Linked DNA regions of Homo sapiens: region 1 is linked to region 2. Evidence: chromatin contacts called from ENCODE Hi-C data. All regions are on one chromosome and are shown on one strand. Each heading gives the region's core, a stretch centred on a gene start or an enhancer-like site at or near the end of the contact. The rest is flanking DNA. Distances are from core to core; before and after follow the strand shown. Region 1 holds the start of CCDC138 (coiled-coil domain containing 138). Region 2 holds the start of SH3RF3 (SH3 domain containing ring finger 3).

Region 1 (5,674 bases), core at 1,185-3,684, 340 kb after region 2:
ATAAATAACTTTCCATTATGCCACTAAATATAATGCTAGGTCTATGCTTTTATTACAGAGATTCTCAGTAAAAATTAATAAGTGACTCGCTTCAACTATTTAGCAGGCTCCAGACTGCCTTATACTTGTCCTCATACTTGTCCTCAGGAAAGAGCAAAAATATAACCTGCCCTTTTCTCTTTCTCAGTTTTTTGAGATACTGAGGGGGTAGCAACAGTAAAGTTTCAGGGTACTTTACCAATTCACATTTACGTGCTTGAATAAGCTGCCCAATGGTGTTCTACAATGCTTGCTTTCATCAGAATATTTTAACGATGAACCAACTTTATCTCCAGAGTAGATATCCAAATCACCTGTCAACGACAAAGAAACCATGAAAGATTACCACAACAATATATCACAAAATATCTGGCACTGGCCATAAGTCTAAATAATACTATTTTTAAAATCTTCTCTCTCAAATTTTTTTTTCTTTTTTTTTCTTTGAGACGGAGTCTCGCTCTGTCACCCAGGCTGGAGTGCAGTGGCGCAATCTCGGCTCACTGCAAGCTCCGTCTCCCGGGTTCACCCCATTCTCCTGCCTCAGCCTCCTGAGTAGCCGGGACTACAGGAGCCCGCCACCACACCCGGCTAATTTTTTGTATTTTTTTTAGTAGAGACGGGGTTTCACCGTGTTAGCTAGGATGGTCTCCATCTCCTGACCTCGTGATCCGCCCGCCTCGCCTCCCAAAGTGCTGGGATTACAGGCGTGAGCCACCGCGCGCAGCCTATTTTTTTCTTTTTTGAGACTGAGTTTCGCTCTTGTTGCCCAGGCTGGAGTGTAGTGGCGCCATCTCGGCTCACTGCAACCTCTGCCTCCCGGGTTCAACCGATTCTCCTGCCTCAGCCTTCCCAGCAGTTGGGATTACAGGCGCCCGCCACCATGCTCGGCTAATTTTTTGTATCTTTAGTAGAGACGGGATTTCACTATGTTGGCCTGAGTGGTCTCGAACTCCTGACCTCAGGTGATTCGCCTGCCTCGGCCTCCCAAAGTGCTGGGATTACAGGCGTGAGCCACCGCGCCCAGCCTCAAATTAAATTTTTGAAACCCCCAAATATACAAAATACCGGCTTACCTGGGGAGGTTAGAGTTCTTCTCTTATACTTAGACTGATAAAAATTTGAAAAATCATACTAAAAAAAAAAAGAAAAGATTTAATTTGTATACTAAAAATCAATTTACTGTCTCAAAATATTTCCCCACAAATTATGTATTAATTACAAAGGTTAGAGTGGAGAAATCTTGTAGACACCATCTTAACCAAGTGATCAAAACTAATATCATCAATAATGTGACAAACCAACGTCATGTTCCTCCCCACAGCAGGCCACACATCACTCATCTCATGCTCCTGCCAAAAATGCATAATCAATCTAACGAAGAAGCATCTATAAGATAAACCCAAACGGAGAAACAATCCAATAAATAATTCTTACACTTCTCAAAAAAAAAACAACCTTACAGAAAACAAAGGCTGTGAACCTGTTCCAGATTAAAGGCAACAAAAAGGACAATCAAATACAATCAATGCTCGTTCTTGGGTCGGATCTGCACTAGGAAAAAATTTTCCTATAAAAGGTTTTATCGAGATAATTGCTGAAATTTCTTATGAACTCTAGATTACCAAATATTATACCAATTCTAAATTTCCTGAAAATATTACTGTGGTTATTAAAAGACAACGTCCTTATGCTTAGGAAAAATGCACAAGTTATTTCTATTCAGAGGTAAAGGGGCATGATGCCTGCAAATCACCCTCAAATAGTTCAAAGGGAAAAAATGCGTTTGTAGGGAGGGAAGGGGAGAGAACGAATGGTAAAGCCAATGTGGCAAAATATTAATTTGTGAATGCAAGTGAGGGTACAAGGGAATTCTTGGTAATACTGCAGCAACTTTTGAGTAAGTCCGAAATTATTTCGAAATAAGCCGCTTTTAAAAAGCAATTCAATTGTTTTCACAACTCCACTCACATCACTGCAAAAAAAAGCTGAATAGCACTTTCTCCAACACCACACCATGCCCAGTATACCAGGAACACAGAGGCATAGGTGAAGCGGCACCCCCGCACCCCCGCAGCGCAACGCCCGCCCCTCCCGCCTGCTTCCACGAGGCCCAAGCCGCAGCCACGGCGGGAGTGCCGGGGCCGGGACCAGAGCCGCTGCGCGCCCCCAGGCCGGCTGCGCGGGGCACGGAGCGGGCCGCCCCCCAGCAGCAGGAGCCCACCCGCGGACCTCAGGCGGCGGCTTCACCTCGTCGGGGCAGCTGCCCCCGAGTCCGTAGCGGCTTTTGAGACTCTCCACTACTAAATCCTGCCCCGGTGGCTTGACGACCCTCGGCTCCATAGCACACAGCAACCGTACCAGTCTCCCCGGGAACCGCGTTCATCAAACCCGCGGCGCTACGCGGCCGCAGTGCGTCACGACGTGCCAGACCCCGCCCCCCCGAGGCACGCACGGCGGCAGGGAAAGGGCGGGGCGGGGCGACCCGGAGACTGCAGCCCGGCTTGTCAGCGCGTCCTCCAAGTTTCTCGTGCTAGCACTACACACCTCGTAACTGAGTAGTATTGCATCTCCCCGCGATAGTCCTGCCCCGGCTGCCTGGGTGCCACGGGTTGAGGGGCACCGAGGCCCCGCACCTGCCTGCAGCGCTCCGCTCCAGCTCCATTTAACCTGTTAAGTTTGGTGTGCGTTGCGCTCACCACATAGACCGGTCGTTCCATCAGAAGTGACCTTTGCTAACTGCCATATAAAAGAAAAACCAAGAGTATATCTGAGCCGGGAGTGGTGGCGCGCGTGTAGTCCCGGCTGCTAAGGAGGCTGAGGCGGGAGCATTGCTTTGAGCCTGAGAGTTACATCTATCTTGGGTAACATAGCAAGACTCCCATCTCTTAAAGTTAAAAAAAAAAAAAAAAAGGGAAAGCTGAGCATAGACATTGCAGATTACCTCACTTTCCCTGTGTTCCATATGGGGTATAACAGGGTATTAAAAAGAATAGTTAGAATGTAAGCACCCTGGAAAAAAAACTTTTTTTTTTTGAAAAGAAAAAAGCTTTTGCCAATACCTACAACAGTGCTAACCATAGTACATAGTATACATCAACCTGAAAACCTATGTTAAACAAAACTGACTGAGGGGAACTGTACAACCACTTCATTTTTCTCATTCATAAAATTACAGTGGTGTAATCTTTTACTTTCTAAATTGTGACTGTCAGCTGCATCTCTGGACTAACAACTCCTAAATTCTCTGGATTAAAGTTCCCAAATGCCCAAGTTTTATAAAATCTGTACTTCAGCAGTTATTATCTGAAAATTACTTAGGCCATACTTTTTGCCATAAAGTACCACTTAAGATGTACAAATAATGAATTTTATTCTATCTTTAAGCAGATTTTAATGAGACAACATAAAATCCAGTTTAAAAGGAAAGATACATATTATCGTGGGTTTAGACCACATCAGTGATTAAATAACAAAGAGAAATCAAAGTCCTTTCCTGAAATGTGACACAAAGACTTTCTCATAAATGCCACAAGCCACTTTTAAGCATCTTTGGAATACTAATACGGGAAAAGTCAGTTTACATGTCATTTTGTCAAATTTTTGGTCAAAGTTTTTAAAGCTTTTTAATTTGTAACTTTAGTGCTTTAGGAAAGCATACAAATCTGTAAAAAGTCTCTTAAAAAGCACTTGCATTAACTTAAGAATTTATTCTAAAATCATGACGAAGGCATCAACTGTCTCAGCTGAAAAGTTACAACACACTTTACATCAGTTTATATTACATAGATTTCCAAATAAGCCAATTTGAAATATTTAGTGTAAACATATGTAATCCATGGTTCAAGACTGAACTGATACATTTGGAGTAGGTTTATTTCAAGTATCTGGCTTTGTGGCCGAGTGGAATGGTGATGGTATACCATCACTCATTACTCGCACAACATCCCTCCCCTCTTTTGACTGGTGGTTGAACAGTTACTTGCTTTAGGATACCCAATTTCCAAATCCCCATGTAACAGGGAATAAACCTGTCTTTCCTCACTAAATAAAATGAGGTAATTTCACCCGAAAGAACACAGATGGGTGGAAGACAGTCAATATTCATAATTGCAATATACAAAATTTTGTGTTCTACCTGGATTCTTTGTAGTTCCATATTGAGTAGGCCAATAAGAACATCCTCTTTTCTTTAGCAATTTGCCTAACATTTGATACAAGCCATTTCCAAATACGTTTTTGGTGTGTATCAAACTTGAGAAACTAGGAGCTCTGGAAATTATGCAGCAGTTTGAATTTACTGCCTTTAAATTGTCTTCCTTACTTTAGAATGAACCCGAAGCGTAAGTAATGAATTTTTTGGATGTCAGTGGCTCTTAGGAATTGTCATTTTATTTCTGCTACAAAATTTACCAGAAAAAGGTACTGCAACAATCTTGTATAAAGCAAATCTTTAACGAAAGAACATGGTATAGACTTTCTAAAAATATTCATACTTTATCACAATAACTACAAGGAAAAATTCAATTTCTATCATCAGAACCAAGCTGCAGTTTCTGAGGTAGTAGAGACAGATGACAGAAAAGTTTGAAACAAAACCCCTAAAGGAAATAGTCAACTTGTTTAAAATGTAAAAATTAATCGAATATCTATGAAAGGGCACAGGAAGCTAGATATTTTAAGGAAGGAAGGTACGCTACTTACAAAGTTAACTTGTAACCACACAGGAGGTGTAAAGATTCTAGAGAAGAGCACTTTGGTTAACTCTATACGTTCTGTGGCTCTACCCATTCATAAACGAGTCTCTATGCATAAATGAGTACACCAATAGTTAAGATTACCAAATATATTTCAAACCTAAAATTAAATTATCCAAGTTGTGGTCCCTTTATTCAAATGGTAAGTATATCCATGCAGGAAGTCCAAATATCTTAAAAGGAATTAAAATTAAATTGCATATATCATATTCCTTCAATAGTTTGAGGTCTATTGCTTTTAACAAGATTAGTATTATTCCATTTTAATACGTCAGGAGTACATAAACACAAGTACACCTGAAATACACCAGTGTTTAAACTTTTATTTCACACCATGCAAGGTCAATTATAACACATTAAAAAGTGACAACAGCTATAAGCTGCAATTTTACATTTGTAAATCGGAAACGTCCATTTTCAAAAGCTGAACATAACTATCAAATTGTAATAGCTAAGCTTCAATCCAACTGCTTATACAGATGAAATTTTCTATGAACAACAATGATTTTATATCTGTCCACATTCTGTGATAGTTATTCTTCGACAAACAGACCCTTTGGGAGAACCAAATGATTCAATCTTTTTCACAGTATCCATGCCATCCTTAACAAACCCAAATACTACATGCTTAAAGTCCAAATGTTCTGCTTTCTTCAGTGTTATAACAAATTGAGAATTATTGGTATTCTGGCCTTGATTGGCCATGGATAGTAAACCAGGACCAGTATGTTTCACATCAAAATTTTCATCTTCAAATTTGTCTCCATAAATGGACTGTCCGCCTGTTCCATCATGTTTGGTGATATCTCCTCCCTGAAAAAAAGATTTATAATAAAAAAGTTAAAAATTTTTTTCAATTAATAGGAATCCTGAGTAAA
Region 2 (5,499 bases), core at 1,559-4,058:
TGCTCAATGCCTGATATGCTATTACAATCCTTCCCACTCCCGAAGCATGTGCTGGACCTAATGCTATTATCCCAGCATGGTAGTATAGTGCTAGTGTAGTGTGAATACACCATGCGGGACTCCTGCTTATTAGTTAAATAAGTGCTCGTCTATTAAACAACATCCAGAAACATCCCAAAAACACAAAAAGTCATGAACATGACTATGCACCCATAAAGAAAGTCAACCAAGGGTCTCAACATATGGTGAGTAAAACATCAATTTCCTGCTAATACTAAATGTCACTACTAAAAAGTTCCAAGCTTCAACCCCTTTGACAAGTTCTAAAAGGTACTACAAATGCCACAGAATTCCCGGAGTGGCATCAAAGCTTCAGCCTGTCACATGTCAGAGGTTACCTCCTAACCTCCTGGTCAAACACAAAGTCCCCCAAGATAAACTGAGAGGACATCTGTAAACAGATGGTCATCAGAATGTCCCAGCGTTTTACTAGAAGCGGGGCTCCGAATATCACATAATTTATCAGAACAGAAGAAGGTAACCCACTTATTCTGCAAATAAAGATATTTAATTATAAATACCTTACATCAAAAACAGCAAGGCCAGGAAGGAAAAGTTTGAAAATTTCTAACGCAAGCATTTAGCTGGATTTAATCACAATTAAAACCAAAGAAAAAAATTCCCCTTCAGCAGTGCCCCCCAAGTGACCCCCAGTGACTATCCTTGACTGTCCCCATTCTTCCTGATCCATAGAAAAAAAAACCCATTGCAGCAAAGTATGGCATTTAACTCAAGCTCAACATCCAAGGGTTTAAGTTCCTAACCTTAACCTTAGAGATTTGCAGTACTGCCTAATCCAGGTGCTAGAATGTTCCCAGCATTTCAGGATTACACATAGTGGAAGGACTAGGCATCACCAACTCCTTAAATGGTCAAAAGTAGAGGAATAAAGTTGTGTTTCTAAAGCAAATGATTATTCCAATAGATAATGTATTTTTTTTAACATTTAAGTGCTTTTCTCCATTTAAAGAAATTAACAAAACCCGGGTCCTTTCTTTTCTCATTTAAACCAGCATCCCATGCCCTCTCTCCTGGTAACTGTTCACAAGGTGGCAAGGGTGTGTAATAAGAAGCTGTAAGAAGCTTTTAAAACCAAATCATTGAAGCCATCCAGAGAAGATCTTTCGTCTAAAACAGAAGCAGCGAAGGCCCTAAAATGCGGCTGTACCAAAAATAATAATAATAAATATAAATGACCCCCGTGGGAATGCAACCCTGCCTGGGAGCCCAGGAGAAGACCTTGGCTTCTGGTTAGACACTGCCAAGTCCAAAAGGGCTGGGTCAAAAGGCTCCTGGGGCCTCCAGATTAACTCCTTCCAGACTACTAGAAGCATTCCTCCAAACCCCAGTCCCACTCTGCCTTCTGCCCTCCCCTCCTTAGCCACACCGCAGGCAGGAGGCCCGCGGGCTTCCCAGAGCAGCCATCAGAGCCCTGTCAGAAACGTTAAGGGCTAACTTTTCTCTAGGCAGGCCCAGGGTGTGCAGAGGGAGTGTCTGGGGACCCAGAGGAAGAAGGTCCCCGTTTCTAGGGAGACGCAAGGGCGATGCTAAGTTTAAGAGGCAGGGTAACAAGTCCGGCCAAGGAATCGGGGGTGAGCGACGGGACAGGAAGGCGTGCCCACTCCACAGGAGGATGGGACACACGTGAACAAGCGGCGAGCTGCCCAGGGGCCGGATGCCGCCACCAAGCAAGCGAAGTTGGAGGAAGAGCAACAGCGGAGTGGGCCAACGCAGGACCACCCGTGGTCTCCTCCGCACCTCATCACTGCCCCCCACGCCCAAGCACCCACCCACACACTCCCACGTGCCGTGGCCACTTCCGCCGAGACAGATACTCACCTTTGCCGCCGGCGCGGTCCTGCTGGTCGCCAGCTCCCGCAGACTGCCGGCGGTGCTGCCCGCGGCCGCGGAGAGGAAAACCGGGGAACCCGGGGTGCTGCCTGCCGCGCCGCCCCCGCCGCCCGCGAGCGTGGGGGCCGCACTCTGGCCTGGGATGGGACGCGCGGGCGGGCTGCCGCCGGGGCTGGTGCCCGCGCGGGGCCGCTGACGGATGCCGTCCAGCAGTCGCACCAGCAAGATGTTGGCGGGCAGTTCGTCCACGCCGCAGCCCACCAGGATGCGGCACTCGGGGCAGCGCAGCTCGTGGCGCGAGCACACGATGCTCTCCAGGCAGCGGCGGCAGAAAGTGTGTTGGCATGGCAGCACCTTGGCCGTGGTGTCCAGGCGCTCCAGACACACGGAGCACTCCAGCAGGTCCAGCAGCGACGACTCGTCCATGTCCTCGCCCGCCCCCGCGGCGGTGGCCGCCGCCCGACGCCGCCGTCGCTCGCCTGGCCTGTCCTCGTCGCCCTCGCTCTGCGCAGCAGCGGCGGCCGCCTTGGATGCGCACAGCCAGGACGCTCCGAGCAGCATGGGGGAGGCGCCCGCAGCGGTCTCGCGCGGCTGCCTAGGTCCCGGGGCCGGCGTGGAGCCCGCCACCGGCAGCCAGCATCAGGACTGGGGAGCCGGGCTCCGCCGTGACTTTCTTCACCCCGGCTGGTGGCCCGATGCTAGGGCTGTGGCGGTGCGAAGTGGCTCACCGACCGGCCTGCGTGGCGGGGACCGGCCTGCGTGGCGGGGACCGGCCAGCCGAGCCCGCCCAGTCCTGAGCGCAGCGCCTGCGGCTGCGGGCTACACCTGTCCCGCCGCAAGTCCGCCCCGCGCGGGGGACCGGGGGTGCTGCCGGGCACGAAGCTCAACGGGTTCTGTGCTGCAAGCGGCGGCTCGCGCCTGGGAGACCAGCGGCAGGAAGTGCGGGCAGCGGCCGGCCAGGTCCCCGGGGAGGCCGGGGCGCGGCGTGCACGCTCCTCCGCGCAGCTGGCGAGCCGCACCGCCCCCGCGGCACCTCCATGCGCCCCTGGCCTGCTCGCTAGTCGCTGTCCTCCAGAGGATTCAGCAGGACCGTTCCTCTTCCTCGGCCGCGAGCACGTGCGCGGGGGTGCGCGCGGAGGTCACGGTCACTGCGGGGCTCAGGGAAGGAGGCGCCGTGCCTGCAGGACTTCCCTTCGCTTGGGCGCAAGCCGGCGATTAGCCTGGTCCCCTAGGACATCTCCAGGGCTCCGGGGAACCTCTCCTGCGCAGGCTTGGCCCTGCCTCCTCCAAGCGTCCGAGTCTTTTTCGGCTTTTCGTGAGCCTCAGAGAGGGACGTTTCCTGCCAACGCTGCTGCGAAGGAAAGTTTGGGCGGCGTTATCCCGACTGCCTTCCTCGCCAGCGCCGGCGAGCAGCTTGGGGACACAGCCGACGCCCGGGCATCCTCCCCGACGACCCCCCGGAGCGCTCCCAGTTCAGACTCCTTTCCGAGAAGCGCGCAGAAGTGACAGCCCCGGAGCTTCGTTCCGGTGTAGGTGTGGGGATGCGCCGCAAGGCAGGAGGGGAAGGCGCTCCAGTTGAAGGGGGCACCCCGGGGCCCGCGCCGACTCCTCCCGGCGCAGCCTTGGCTCGCCGGAGTCGCGGGTCGGAGGCTGGCGCCGCTGCCCGCCGACCAGCACCCTGGCGCCAGGCGCCCGGCTCCACGCCGCACCCTTGGCGACGCTGTGCGAGGGGCTCTAGCGCCCGCCGCGGCGCAGTCTCGTGAACCCCCGCTCCAATTTTTTCCTACGGAGGCGCAGAGGAGGGTGAATTCGCGCTCTCCTTCCCGACGCCCCGGCTTCTGGGAGCGTCAGAGCAACGGAAGTACGTACAGGAGGACCGAGAGCAGCAGGGAAGTTTGGCGGTGGGCTGGGGTCGGCGGCGAAGATTCCCTGCCGTGCGCTGCCCCCTCGTGGCCGCTTTGCGTTCCCGTCGGGAAGGGCTGGGTTCCAGTCCAGGGCCCAGCACAAACCAGGATTGGTTGGACGCTGCACAGCGAGTTCAGTCAGGGCTAACATCAGAAGAGTCGTGGGGGGCCTGCCTATCGGCCAGCCTGTCCTTGTGGTTTGTGAAGTTGTATGATCTTTCTGTTATTATTAAGGAAAAAAGTAGTATTTGTTGAGGCTAAAAGGCCAAGAGCGTGCTATATATTATTTAATCCTCTAAACAGCTCTGCCAGATAATTATTTTATTTATTTATATTTACTTCCATAGCTTTAGACAGGATCTCGTTCTGTCAGGCAGGCTAGAGCGCGGGGTGCTATCACGGCTCACTGCAGCCTCAAACTCTTGGGCTCAAGCCATCCTTTCACCTCAGCCTCCTGAATAGTTGAAACTACAGGTGCGCCACCACGCCTGGCTAAATTTTTAATTTAAATTTTTTGTAGCGACAGGGTCTCCTTATGTTGCCCAGGCTAGTCTCAAACTCCTGGGCTCAAGAGATCCTCCAACCTCATCTTCACAAAGTGCTGGGAGTACAGGCGCCAGCCACGGTGCCCAACCTGTGATAATTATTTTAAACTCATTTTACAAATGAGGAAAGTGATATTCATACTTGTAAAGCCATTGGGGCTGAATTTTCATTTTTGTATCCACAGAACTAACACATAAAGTTTACATGCCATTAGAATGTAAGCTCTCTGTAAGCTACAGATCTTTTCTACTGTAATATCCTTAGTGCCTAGGGCAGTGACTAGCATATAGTAGGTGTTCAATAAATATTTGTAGAATTAATGAAAGGATACGTCTCTCTTTCTCTCTCTCCCTCTCTCTCTCTCTCTCTCTCATCACCTACTGGTGATTTGAAGGCAGATCTTAGTATCTCAATTACACATATCCTGTGCTTATATCAGGATGCTAGTCCCTGGAAACTTTGCTTCTGATAGCAGCAGGTGGCTTTCTTAACCTGGATGTCTCTCAGCAATGTGGATTTCCATCTGTATGATTTACATCAGCGCCAACAACAGGGTGAGATGGAAAGCATCCCAGAGCTGCCTGGCTTCCCTTGAGGGCCGAAGGAAGGGCACACACCTCGCAGTGCATGGAAACATGTTCACATGAGCCACCTTTCACTCTTACCCTTGCTCAGGAACAAGGGGAATTTTTTAGAGCACCCAGGATGCTTGATCCAAGAGCAGATGGTAGACAAGGGGGAGCATAAAGAGGGGACCCATCAGGCACTGGAAGGGCTCACAGAGAGCAAGGACGGCCTGTGACGACATGCCCTGGTGCTTTTGGTTGCAAGCAACAGAAACCAACTCTAGGTAAATTTTAAAGGGAGCAGAATATACACTAATAATACGAGGCATCTCATAGGATCCCAGGCTAAGAGCTGAGCCAGATTAGCACAGATAGAGCCTGCAGTGTGTGTTGCTGTCCCTGTCTCTAGTTGATGACTCAACCCTTCACTTTCTTGCACCAGCTGCCTCTGCTTCCCAACCCACATGACAGAAAATGCGGTCAAATCTTCATGAGCCTTTCTTCCAACAACATCAGCCACTCCTGGAAGTTCTAAAACTCTATCACTAGTATGGACCAGTGGTCACTCTTTG

What was found. A loop is a pair of places that touch in the nucleus more often than their neighbours do. Pooled maps may share reads with other maps.
Region 1: a loop to region 2 is called in a map of CD4-positive, alpha-beta T cell, with 2.3 times the contacts of the local background. The contact joins the promoter of CCDC138 here to the promoter of SH3RF3 in region 2. A Hi-C loop is called at or near these places in 2 of 168 maps with a recorded cell type or tissue (CD4-positive, alpha-beta T cell and naive thymus-derived CD4-positive, alpha-beta T cell) and 7 of 50 pooled maps.

The regions. Positions count from the first base shown.
Region 1 is chr2:108,783,531-108,789,204 of GRCh38, reverse strand. It overlaps CCDC138 (coiled-coil domain containing 138), which reads right to left and starts at 2,434. Exons shown (of 15, transcript NM_144978.3): 1 at 2,290-2,434; 2 at 1,116-1,173; 3 at 239-353. The coding sequence starts at 2,382. RANBP2 (RAN binding protein 2) reads right to left here. Exons shown (of 29, transcript NM_006267.5): 29 at 3,396-5,609. The coding sequence ends at 5,304. RefSeq lists a silencer at 2,036-2,625.
Region 2 is chr2:109,126,514-109,132,012 of GRCh38, reverse strand. It overlaps SH3RF3 (SH3 domain containing ring finger 3), which reads right to left and starts at 2,808. Exons shown (of 10, transcript NM_001099289.3): 1 at 1,900-2,808. The coding sequence starts at 2,472. SH3RF3-AS1 (SH3RF3 antisense RNA 1) reads left to right here and starts at 1,894. Exons shown (of 1, transcript NR_029193.1): 1 at 1,894-4,686. It also overlaps a transcript of RANBP2 not described here. RefSeq lists silencers at 2,793-2,992, 3,023-3,072, 3,083-3,152, 3,533-3,592.